Linked DNA regions of Homo sapiens: region 2 is linked to region 1. A link is a contact called in ENCODE Hi-C or POLR2A ChIA-PET data. All regions are on one chromosome and are shown on one strand. Each heading gives the region's core, a stretch centred on a gene start or an enhancer-like site at or near the end of the contact. The rest is flanking DNA. Distances are from core to core; before and after follow the strand shown.

The links. Hi-C counts contacts between places; a loop is a spot of excess contacts on that map. ChIA-PET counts read pairs that join two places held with the same protein, here RNA polymerase II (POLR2A). Pooled maps may share reads with other maps.
Region 2: a pooled map shows a loop between it and region 1 (2.5-fold over the local background). The contact joins two enhancer-like sites. A Hi-C loop is called at or near these places in 1 of 168 maps with a recorded cell type or tissue (Caco-2) and 4 of 50 pooled maps. POLR2A ChIA-PET finds 5 or more read pairs at or near these places in 4 of 52 experiments (OCI-LY7, T-cell, activated CD4-positive, alpha-beta T cell and 1 more).

What each region holds. Positions count from the first base shown.
Region 1 is chr3:16,478,988-16,485,066 of GRCh38, reverse strand. All of the region lies in intron 2 of RFTN1 (raftlin, lipid raft linker 1), which reads left to right. It overlaps LOC124906219 (a long non-coding RNA gene), which reads right to left. Exons shown (of 3, transcript XR_007095839.1): 3 at 1-5,666. Among named protein-coding and RNA genes, the nearest start is that of RFTN1, 32 kb to the left of the region's middle. RefSeq lists an enhancer at 1,535-2,387. Within about 2 kb of position 2,191, at least 17 of the 41 ENCODE cell types and tissues checked have a DNase peak (open chromatin) inside an H3K27ac peak, as active enhancers do; they include OCI-LY7, where a contact is called at or near this core.
Region 2 is chr3:16,335,924-16,342,002 of GRCh38, reverse strand. The region is part of intron 7 of RFTN1 (raftlin, lipid raft linker 1); the gene reads left to right. It also overlaps a transcript of OXNAD1 not described here. Among named protein-coding and RNA genes, the nearest start is that of OXNAD1, 74 kb to the right of the region's middle. RefSeq lists a silencer at 3,646-3,705 and an enhancer at 5,288-5,787. Within about 2 kb of position 3,587, at least 12 of the 41 ENCODE cell types and tissues checked have a DNase peak (open chromatin) inside an H3K27ac peak, as active enhancers do; they include OCI-LY7, where a contact is called at or near this core.

The sequences.
Region 1 (6,079 bases), core at 942-3,441:
TAAGATACTGCTCAACTGTTTTCCAAAGTGTTTGTTCTATTTTACATTTCCAACAACAATGTATGAGAGTAGAGAGCTTCATTTTTTATAGGTAATAATCAGAGTTACTTTTTATTCAGCACCTACTGTTGTATTAATCTCTTCTAAACAAACTAACAACAATCTTATGAGGTAGGTGGAGTCACCCCCACGGTATAGAAGAATAAATTGAGATATTGAGTTTGGAGCAGTTATAAAAGAAACTTGCTAGGCCACCAAGCACTTGGAGCTTTGCAGGATATCTTGTAGTTTTACTGAACAGCAAAGCCTTCACTTTGGCTTTCTTGGTTCCTGAATCTTCTGTGTGCTGTGGTGGGTTTAAACTAAATTGAAGGGCTTCAACATGAAAAAGTTCAAAGGTAATTTATTCACCTTTGCCCCTTTCTCAAGCTTGTCTTCTTCTATTTCTATTCTTAAGTTCCTCCTTATAAGACATTCCCATGACACGCATTACAATTTCGAGGATCATTCCACACTGCTGCATTTTACAAATTCCCATCTTTGTGGTTTTCCTGTCTAAGAGGACTTTAAGAACTGATTTTCGGGATGTTTTCTTCGACATTGTGCTGACCAGGCTCATACTTGGCTTTCGGCCACCAGCATTCTAGCCTTAAACTCTGTATATAAATTTTGGGTGGTCATGATAATAACAGGATGACATTCCTTATTCAAGACATGCACATTGCGCAATAAGTTTTCTACAGGTCCAGTTTTTCTTTGACCTCCAGTCTGGGGGGTGTTAGTCTGACACACAACTACAGAAGCAGCTGATAATCATTGTTTATAAGAGTTGTCCTTTCAGTCTCCCTTCACGGCTGGGAAAAAGACTAATCTAAAAAAATGGATCATGATTTACATTATATTCTGAAAATTAAGAAATGAAAGTTGTGGGGAGCTAAGTGTTTGGGTGCCTAATGGCTAGTTATAAATCCTGGCACTATTAGCCTTTCTGATTTCGTGAAGGGAGATGATAGGCCAGTTCCATGGCCTCATCTAAAATAATGTCAATCTCCAGAAAAGCCTTTAAAACTAATCATTAGCTTAAAGGAGTGGTTCCCAACCTTGAGAGTGAATCAGAATAGCCTGGAGGGCTTGTCAAAATGCAGAGTCCTGGGCCCCATCCTCAAAGTTTCTGATTTAGTAAGTCTAGGGCAAGGCCTGAGAATCTGCTTTTGTAATAAGTTCCCAGGCAATGCTGATGCTGCTGGTCTGGGGACCACACTTGGAGAACCTTAAAAGATCATGTGGAGTACAATTTTTTTTTTTTTAATTTGAGTGGAGATGGCAGAAAAAAATTATACTAGTGTGATCTTTTGAGTATAAAATAAATTCAACAAATGTTTACTTACCTACCTATGTATTATGACCAAATCATAACTTACTTTCTTTAGGTGACTTGGAATATATTTGGGAGGACAGGCCAGAGGAATAAAAATAAGGATACAAGGTGACACAATGATTCTCAAAGTTTGTTTAAAAAGTTCCCATGCCCAGCTGCACACCAGACCCATTAAGTCAGTCTTGGTGTTGTGGTTTGGTTCTGTGTCCCCACCCCACCTACAGTTGACACTACAGAACAGGTGTCAACAGACTCAGCTTAAGTCTGTGATGTCTCAGGGAGCTGGCTAAGATGGATACCTGGCTGCTGGTGCCTGCAGGTTCTGGGAGGGAGGGGGGTGCTTTACAGGGGAGCCCAACATCGTAAACTAGGGAAAGGAAGGAAGAGAATTGGAGGGGATGAGTACTTATTTGCATTACAGGAGGATTCTTGGTTTAAAGTGGGTTTCACCATGGGGTTCCTTTAGATAGAGCCTCAAGTACTCTGAAGTGTTTGTTTTGCCTTTCCTTAATGAGGTATTTATTACCTCTCTGTAAATATGATACCTGCAGTTTTAGAACATAACAAATCCATCTATAACATTTGCAGCTCTTCAGCAGAACTGAGCATACAGTCACTGACGTTGATGGCATTTTTTCTAAGTAAAAACAAACAAACCTTGGAGCAAAATGTCAGAAGCCCTGGAGGAGGGAAGGTGGATGGCTAGAAGGGAGGCTCTAAGCAGCCCTTGATACTGCTGCAAGAGGCCCCAGGGTCAGAGTTGGGTGGGGCGGGACTTTCTATATTTCCGCAAATTTAAGCTCACCCCGGTGGGAGGCTCCTCCTCGTACAGTCCTTCATCTTCATGGCAGAAAGGCTGTTCTGCCCCTGCGCCCTCCCTGGCCTCTCTGGGGATCCCTGCAGCTGATGTATTGTGATGGAGCAGTGGACTTGGATGCTGCTGGTATTGATATAATCATTGTTAACAGTAGCAACAGTAATAACAGCTAATGTGGCATGCATGGTGCTCAGTGTCAATTAATCCTTATAGAGATCTTGATTTTACAAATGAGGAAACAAGGCTCAGTGAGGTTACCTAATGTGCCCGTGGTTCTGCAACGAATGTGTGATGAGCTAGAATCAGAACTCAGACTTGCCTTCTTCAATTCTTTACTCTTAAGGATTGTGGACAATACCAAAGGTCCCTCGGGTATGGCTTTGAGATTTGGTTGGCTGTGATCGGTCATTCAAGGACCCCAGCTTTGATGTTCTCTTTTTGATTGAGCCCTACTCTAGGGAGAATTTGGCTGCATGTTTTGGTGAATCATAGATGGTGGGGATGAGAATAGACTGAGTGGTTGAGCATTGTCTTATGCTGTGTTGTTTGCAATGCAGCTTGATATACTTTAGCTCAATTCATCCTTACAAGTCTAGAGATGTTTTTTGTTCTGCTTGACAAATAGGGAGCCTGACAAATAGGGTGGTCTTGTCTTACAGAGCCGCAGCTTGCACTGAGGTCTTCCGACTCCATGTGCCCTGTGTGTCTTGCTGCTGCCTGGGACCCACAGAGTCTCTGAGGGTCCGGAGCCACATTAAGGGTCATGCTGCCCATGACCTGTTGGTGACCACTTTCCTTAGGTATCAAGAACATGAGTGTTGGTCAATAACCCACTGGAGCGTAGTGCTGGCTTCTGTTGTTCCCAGCTTTAAAATAGGGCTAGGTTTGACCTCCAGCTCAGATTCAGAAGGCCAAGTCTGAGCTTGAGTATGTGTGGATGGCTGCCACTTAGTCCCAGTTTTGTAAGTGTGCCAATATCGGGACTTTTCCTGTGCTGAATATAGACTCCTCCTTTGCTGAAAATAGTATATGCGGTAGGGTAGGGAAACATTTTTCTTTCCTAGAAAATCGCTCCTTGCTCCTCTAGGTAACATTGACTTCTGTGAAACCATCTGTTTCTTCCAATATAATTTCCAGACTATTAGATTAAACAGTTTCTCCTGACCCACTTTTGGCTTCTGTTTCTTTTCACTGTTCATTAATAAATTGTGTAGCAGAGTTTTTATGGAGAGTGTGTGTGTGTCTATTTATTTAATTTCAGTTTAGGCAAAAGCAATTGTTGGATGCAGTGAAGTTATTTAACTTCCTACTTGTGTTTCATTTTTGTTTCCGGTTTCTATAATTGCTAAGAGTTGGTTTTTGTTTTTGAGATTCATGCAAGGAAGTCAATGGCATGAGTTATGAGTTGAGGTTCTGGCTGGGAGGTGTGTTAAAAACAGACCATGTTTTTAAACAGAAGATGCAAAGAGTAATAAGGAAATCGGTTCCCATAAAACATGTCTCAAAGTAGATAAATATGCTCTTACAGTTTGAAGAGATTTTCAAAAGATAAATGAGATAATATGTGTGACGTAGCTTTAAGTTTTTCTGAGCAAAGCTGTTATATTCATCTTTGGTATTGTTGCTTTTGATGTTGCGACCAAGTCTGCTATTAGCGTTAGTGTTATTGTTAAATATTCACTAATGGGAGTAATAAGATTAGATTTAAAAGGAAGGAAGGCATTCTTTACATTCCTTTGCATTCCTTTCTGAATGTAAAAACTCTTCATGCTGTTTTCCCAGCTACTCTAAATCCAGACCAAGAAGCAACACTACTCAGTCTTGTATGAAAATGGGCTCAGGTGTGTGTGTGTGTGTGTGTGTGTGTGTGTGTCTGTGTGTGTGTGTGCATGTGCATATGTGTGTAACCCAAGCAGTAAATTTCAGCAACTAAGCCTGCCTTCAGTAAAATGAAATTCCTTGCTGATGACTGTTATCTGTCAAAGCAAAACCAAATTATTTTTCTGCAGGGATTCATAAAAGCAGCCTTGAGGTAGTGGTAATAATTGTTATCTAATTTGGTTAAAGCGGAACAGAAAACAAGTTAATATTCTATGCACCCTACTAATTATTATTAGCAATATTGCGTTAAAGAATTTTAAGCTTTCTCTAATTTCACTGGGTCCACTGTCATTTTATAGTTTGACCATATTTCACCAATGCTTCAGAAGACAGGAGTCCTGTTGAATTTTATCTACGAAATATTTTCAAAAGCAAATCTGGTGTGAAAAGGTAGGTGATTCTGGCCTCAAGTTGCATGCCACTGTCATTAAGTCTAGAAGGTCATTTCCTCAGTTCTGTGTTTCAGGCATACTCTTCTTTGTTTACAGGTCAGGGCTCCTGATAAGTAAAAATTACATGGGCAAGGAGTACCTGCTACACTTAGCAGCCACTGAGATGTTTTTCTATTCTGTTGCATAAACATACTTTGCAGGTACATACACATGATTTATCAGGAGGAGTACACATTAGTTTGACAGCCTCATTGGGCCCTCTTAAAAGAGGGAAGGGATTATTTCACTTGGGCATCCCTAGTGTAAGCTCAGAATTAGTTTGTAAGCATGAGTACAACATGGCACTATAAGGAATGCATGTTGCTTTGACACAAGATAGGTATAATAATATATTCCCAAGGGAGCTGGCAAGCTTGTGGGTGGACTTTTCTTTTTGGAGAAAGCAGTCTTGTCTGGCAAAGTTACTTAACAAAATTGATCCATTCAATATTTATTGATTATCTACTCTTTTTCAGGCTCTGTATTGAGCATGCAATGGTGAACAAGATAGTAAGGTCTCTCAATGTAGGAAACAGCGTCTGAAACATCCCACCAAATTCTGGAGTTTTTAATGTCCTAGTCTGGTGTCTGTTCTCCTATATCTGGAAACCAGGCCAGCTTGGGTATAGCCCTAATAGAGTCTGTGTGTTATCTTGGAGAAGCATCTGCCATGATTTACCATTATTTGCCTTTGGCCTGCTGCACCTTGCATGGCTAGAGACTTGTCTGCTGTTTGGTAGGTGCAGGGGGCCCTGGAAATCCTAAACCAAATCTAATCTTTGGACCCACCAACCAAACTGCAGCTTGGAAAAGGTACCTCAATCAAACGAGCTTCCTGGGGGTGAGTGGACTCATCAGGGCTGCTGATGCCAACAGGCTGAACTTTTAAGGCCTTAATAGATGCATCAAAGATGCCCTGAGCATGGGCTCACCGGTCTTCAGTCCATCATGGCTTGCTTGGTGAGAAATGGTCGAGATGAAGTGTGTGAAAGAAAAGTTACTGATGCTGTTTCTAATAGCCCAGGCTGGAATAATGCTGTAAAGGTGTGCAAGGAATGGGGAGAAGGATGTTGAGGTTTTTCTGGATTGCCTTCCATATCCCTCAGACTGGTGATCCAACTGTTTCTTTTCTTACCACTGTTTCTTGCCAATCTAGAGACTGTAAATGAAAACAAAAACTTACTCTCATGTCTATAAGTAGTTTCTTATTGTGGACTTCATTTAATGAATTAGCCTAAAACAACTAAAAACCAAGAAAATATCTTTTTTCTTAATACCATTTACTTTCTTGGATATAAAGTGTGAATTCAGAAGTGGCTTAAGGCAAGTGATGGGGATCAGTGTCCCTGAGGGGTGAACCAGCCAAGGTTTTGTTCTCCTACCTGCAAGGAATGTTAGAGTACTATACAGTGCTTGGGTTTGGGAGCCAAGTTACCTAATGAAAAAGCAACTTTAACTCAACTTTCCTGCTCATTAGTGTTATGATATCAAGTAGCATGGTGGACATCTGCCAAGATGGCCCCCAGTGACCCCTGCCTACTGGTATCCACGGCCTTGTGTACCTAGTGAATT
Region 2 (6,079 bases), core at 2,338-4,837, 140 kb after region 1:
ATAATTTAGAAAATACAGGTCAAGAAAAGAAAGCAAAGTAAACCCCAACTTTCAGCATCACTAGAAGGTAGCTGCATAGCATCTTAGGATAATCCTTCCTGTGTATATTCTATCTATATTTGCATATTTTTTACAAAAATGGTATCATACTCTTCAAACTGTTATACATTTTTGTATGTAACTGTATGCTGAAAATGTTTCTGTTATTAGGCTTTTACTTCATTATTTGTAATGGCCATAGAGTACTTCAATCTATGAAAAATTTTAATTTATTTAATTAGTTTTCCATTGGTGGGTTTTTGCTGACTTCAATTTTCTTGCTCTTGTATAGTAATTCATGTCAGTTTTGATTCAAGGTCCTTACTTTTTTTTAGAAAAATAAACTTTATATTTTAGAGTAGTTTTAGGTTCATAGCAAAACTGAACTGAATCTACAGAGTTCCCATACAGTATGTAGCCTTTTCCAGTTGGCTTCTTTCACTTAGTAATATGGATTTAAGGCTCCTCCATCTCTTGAGAGCTCATTGCTTTTTAGTGCTGGATAATATTTCATTGTATGGTTCCACTGCAGTTTCTCTGTCAGTTACTGAAGGGCATCTTGGTTGCTTCCAAGTTTTAGCAATTATGAATAAAGCTGCTATAAACAGCCATGTGTAGGTTTCTGTGTGGACAAAAGTTTTCAGCTTATTTGGGTAAATACCAAGGAGTATGATTGCTGGATCATATTGTAAAGTATGTCTAGTTTTGTAAGAAACTGCCAAACTGTCTTCTGTAGTGGCTGTACTATTTTGCGTCCCCACCACAGTGAACGAGAGTTGCTGTTGTTCCACATCCTCACCGGCATTAAGTATTGTCAGTGTTTTGGATCTTGGCCATTCTAATGTGGTCATTCTAAGGTGGACTGTCTTATTTGCATTTCCCTAATGACATATGATGTTGAGCATCTTTTTATATGCTTATTATTTGCTACCTGCATATCTTCTTTGGTGAGGTATTTGTTTAGAACTTTTGCCCATTTTTAAATTGGGTTGTTTGTTGTCTTATTGTTTAGTCTTATGAATTCTTTGTATATTTTGGATAAAAGTCCTTTATCAGATATGGCTTTTGCAGATATTTCTCCTAGTCTTTGACTTGTCTTCTCATTCTCTTGAGGGCCTTACTTTTTGAAACTAGGGAATTTTTATCCCACGGAAACAAATTTCACCTTTGACTTCACCTTGAAAATTCTTGATGTTGTTCAGAAACGGTTTGGACAAGAAGGTGAGGGGTAGGGATTAGCACAAAAGCATTATTCTATTTAAAATCTATAACTGCAGAGTTACCTTCCTGTATAAAGACAAGGTAACTTTGAAAGAAGCAGAAACACTCATCTCCATTAAATGTTTGTTGGATGTTTTGTTTTTCAGTCTCTATCAGTTGGCTTCTGCTGTGTAACTAACCATTCCAAACTTAGTGGCTTCAAATAACCATGTATTAGCTCATGATTCTTTAGGTCATCTGATCAATTTTTCAGCCATAGGGCAACCTTGCTGATCTCTGCTGGGCTCTCTCATATGTCAGCTGGTAGCTGAATGATCTAGAGTGGCCTCATTCATATGTCTGGCAGTTGGCTAGAACAGAGCCTTGTGTATCTTAACATTCAGTAAGCTAACCTGAACCTCTTCACAGGATGGCAGCCACAGGATTCCCAAAAGCAGCAAGTGGGCAAGCCCCAATGTGCTAGCTTATTTCATGCTGCGGTTTGCATCATATTTGTTAATGTACTATTGGCCAAAGAAAGTCACAAAACCAGCTCAGAGTCAAGAGATGGAGAAACAGGCACTACCTCCTGATAGGACCCTCTGTAATGCGTGGCAATGGAACAGAAACAGGGAAGAAACAAGTTTGTGTGTGGCTAGCTAAATAATGGCCTTGTGCTTTATGGCCAGTACATGACTGTGTCTAATTTTCATACGTGAATATACTTCCAACTTCCACATGCAAAATACCCATAAAAATGGTAACACAGCATCCTGGCAAATTAATTCACATTTTTGGTGGCAAACTCATGTCTCATTTTAGGCATGATTTACAGCAATTTTGATAAGACTTTGAGAGTACAAGACAATGGTGGCAGAACCTACCCACAAAATGCTAGGACAGGTGCATTTATTCACTCACTCAACAACTAATTATCGAACAAATACTTCCTTAAGTGCCTGGGATTCATCAAGAACAAGATAAACTCCTTGCCTTTGTGGAGTTTGTGTTCTAGTGCAGGGGCAGAAAAACGAAGCACCAAGTCATGATCAATATGTGGAAATGGTAGGACAGGGAAGAGTGATGGGAGAATTTTCTAGAGGACCCCAAATAGGATTGGCCAGTCTCTCTGAGACCATTTTCATTTTCTGGACTTTGGGTTTTTCATCATTGGTTTGTCCCGTGGTAGGTCTCAGTGCAGATGCTGATGGGGACCCGGCAGCGCATCTGTTATGGCTCTGGTGGATTTGTCTCTGGTAGAGCAGGGAGCCAGATAGAATGGGAGGTGGACTGCAGGACTTGTAACATTGGACTAATGAACAGCCAGATGTCTGATGTGTCCTGAAGGCAGGATATTCCAGCTGGAGGTTTCTGGCACCTCAGAAGCCCTATCAGAGCTGGGTCCTCAAAGAGCATGCTGTGGGATTAGTGCAATGCAATTTGGTTTAAATAAGAGCAGAGCATAAGGAGGGAGGGCTGAGTGAGAATTGTGGTAGCCATAGCAACATGATACTGACAGTTGAGTCACCACAAAGAGAATATTGGCCAACTGTGATTGCTCCAGCATGGCTTGAGAATGTGGCACCTTTGAAGTTACCAGGCAGAGAAAGTTAGGGAGAGAGAAATCCCATGTCTTACCCAATCCCTTCCTTAGTGAGTCAAGACTGTGACAGCCCAGCACATGGTGTGTTGTGTGGCTCTGTTCGTTGTTAGCTAGGACAGTGAAATAATCTTTAATCTCCATTTCCCTGTCTCTTAAGGTTTTGAACCAACCTTTATTCAGAGACCTCTTCTGGGTTTGCATTTTATGATTATCAGTAAGCTGTTAGGAATCCACTGCTGACAGGTGGAGGGGACAACGTTGACAGTTTTGGGTTCTAGAATTCCTGCAGACAGACTGGCTCTCTCCCCAGGTCCCCAACTCCAAAATAAACAACTTTTTAATTATACACTTTGGAAAAGCTCCTTTTTTCAATCCCTTTTCTCTTTTCTAGGTAATACATAAGGTGAAAAATCAGAAAGAAGGGCTAAAGATATGATATAGGATCCCTCATTCATCTCTGATAGTCTAAAGAGAGTAATAAAGTAGCAAGTCCCATTTACTCCCAGAAAGCCTAGTTTTCTCTCTCATCAAAGCCAGTAGGAGGGACCTGGCAAGTCTCTGGATGGAGAAAATGTTTCTTTTTTAATTGTTATCAAACAAAGCTATTTCTAAGTTGGCCTGGGAGGACCCCCTCACCCTGAAGCACTCAATGTGTGTTTAAGATGTCAGCTTCTAGAGGACAGGAGCCCTGTGCTATTGCATACGTGGTCCCGATGAGCAGCTGACAGGATGTGGCAGCTTTGTGTTGCTTAACCACAGTCAGAACTGCAGTGCCTGTCCCTGCTACGGGTCAGAGTTGGCCCCAGCCATCGCCCCTTAGCCGCCGCATGTCCGGCCTCATTACCTTCCCTGTGATCAGGAGCCTTGCGTGGTTGCATGCCTTGCCTGGTTCTCATTCTGCTCATGCAGGTGTGTGTGGGCAGACACCCCTGATAATAAGGATGCATGCCATCTCCTGCCCTTCCATCCCGTAGCCCCTTTCTTCTTTCTGCCTTCCAAGTAACTGACGTTAGAGAAACCGCATGTACCAGGACCAGATCACCCAGCGTGTCCCAGAATCCAGGAGAATGTTATCTTGCACATGCAGGTTTGGTTTTCTTGCCAGCTTGGCATGGTGCTTTAGGAGAAGCCAGGGCAACATCTCGAGCTAGGACGATCTACCCAGTGTGGGTTTTTATCTCTCTCTTCCAGGGCAAGCTGGTGGCACTGCTGGGCCTCACAGTAGGTTATCATAAATTAGACTTCAGGGCTCCAGAGGTAATGCAAGGCCAAAGTGTCCGGCCTGGAGCAAATAAGGGCTAGGTGTGCCAGCCTTGAGTGTGGTGACAAATTAGGAACACTCCCCTTCAGCAGTAACTATATCATTGTATTTCTCTCAAATCAAATGAGGTGACTTTCTTTTCTTTTTTTTTTTTTTTTTGAGATGGAGTCTCGCTCTGTCGCCAGGCTGGAGTGCAGTGGCGCAATCTGGGCTCACTGCAACCTCCGCCTCCTGGGTTCAAGCGATTCTCCTGCCTCAGCCTCCCGAGTAGCTGGGACTACAGGCGCCTGCCACCATGCTTGGCTAATTTTTGTATTTTTAGTAGAGACGAGGTTTCACCATGTTGGCCAGGGTGGTCTCGATCTCCTGACCTCATGATCCACCCACCTCTGCCTCCCAAAGTGCAGAGATTACAGGCGTGAGCCACTGAGCCCGGCCACAAATCAATGAGGTGACTTTCATTACAATTTTCCTCCTAGAGGTTTGCCTGGTATTTGGTTCTTAGAATAATAGTAATAATAGTAATACACCAGTTAGCTTCTGCTGTGTAATAAAGCTCCCCAAAGCTTAGTGAGTTAAAATCATAACCCAAACAGGTCAGCTGGGTGATTTTTCCTTCAACTTTTAGGAAATCGACTAATCTCAGCATGTGCCTGCAGGCGCTGATGGGTGGACCACAGCTAGCAGCTCCAAGATGGCATCTCTCACGTCTGCTGCTTAGCAGGGCCACAGGTCTCTCATCATCCGAAGGCTAGCCTGGGCCTGTCCTCATGGCGTAGGCAGGGTTCCTGGAGAGTGAGCAGAAACAGCAAGGCTCCTTGAGGCCTAGGTTCAGGATGACCGTAATGTCACATCTGCCATATCCTATTTGTCAGAGCAAGTCCCAAGACCAGCCAAGATTCAAGGGGTGACCAGAGGGACTCTCCCTCTTATGGGAGGAGCTGCCGAGCTGTGTTGGAAAGTGGCCTGGACACAGGGAAGTCATAATAGACACCATTCTTCCAAACAATATGTTTCATGTAATAATAACAATTATTATTTTTTATTTCGTTGAGCTCCTAAAAGGCTACTGAGTTTGCTGCCTTTCTTACCTGGTAGAGAAAATGAGACAAAGATGTGAATTCACCAGCACTGGGTGGGTAAAGAGTCTCAGAACTGAAGCTTTTTATGCACTACATGTATTTTCCTCTGACCCTTTTCTGCATCTAAGAACTAAGCTTTTTTAAAAAAAAAAAATTATTCTCTTTGAACATTATGAAAGCCTAAGTTGTCTAAAATGAGAAGACTGCTCTCTCAGACTCTATTATGTTGTCCTGATTACATATCAGCAAAATGTTTTTCTGGGGCATTGTGCATAAAACAAAGGAGAAAACAACATCTCTAGCCGGCCAGCGTGCCTGTCCCTCCCTCCCGCAGAGGCCTGGGAGGCTGAGGGTGAGGAAGGCCAGCTGTGCTGGCTGCAGAGGGCTTTGCTGTTTCTCCACAGAGCAGCAGGTCGCCCCTTCCCTTCTCCCTCCCTCCACCTCACCTCCATGGGCTCCACTGGATGGGAACCATGTGCTTGTTCTCCCCACCCCTAGACTGGGATCTCCTGGGGCAGAAGAGGCTTCCCAAGTGGCACAGACAGAGCCAGGCTGACTGAATGTGAGATTCATGAATGAACAGTGATACCAGGCATAGCCCTGCCCTTTAGCATCCTGAGGGCCACGTGGAGTTTTCTGCAACACTGCCCGCCGTGTTCCAGCATCTGCCTTCCACTTGCTAGGGAGAGGTAGAGGTGAAGTGGCCCTTCTTTCTGTCTTGGCATTCCTGTCCACCCTGCCTCTAGATCTCCACTTTCCATGGCCGTAGGAGAACAGGACCTCTACCCTCCTCGAGTGCCGCTATAGCCAGCGTGTGCTGAGCAGGGCCCAGGCAGCCCTGAGAAGGCGCCAGCATGCTCTGCCTCCTCTGCACTAGCAGCTGCCACCAGTCCT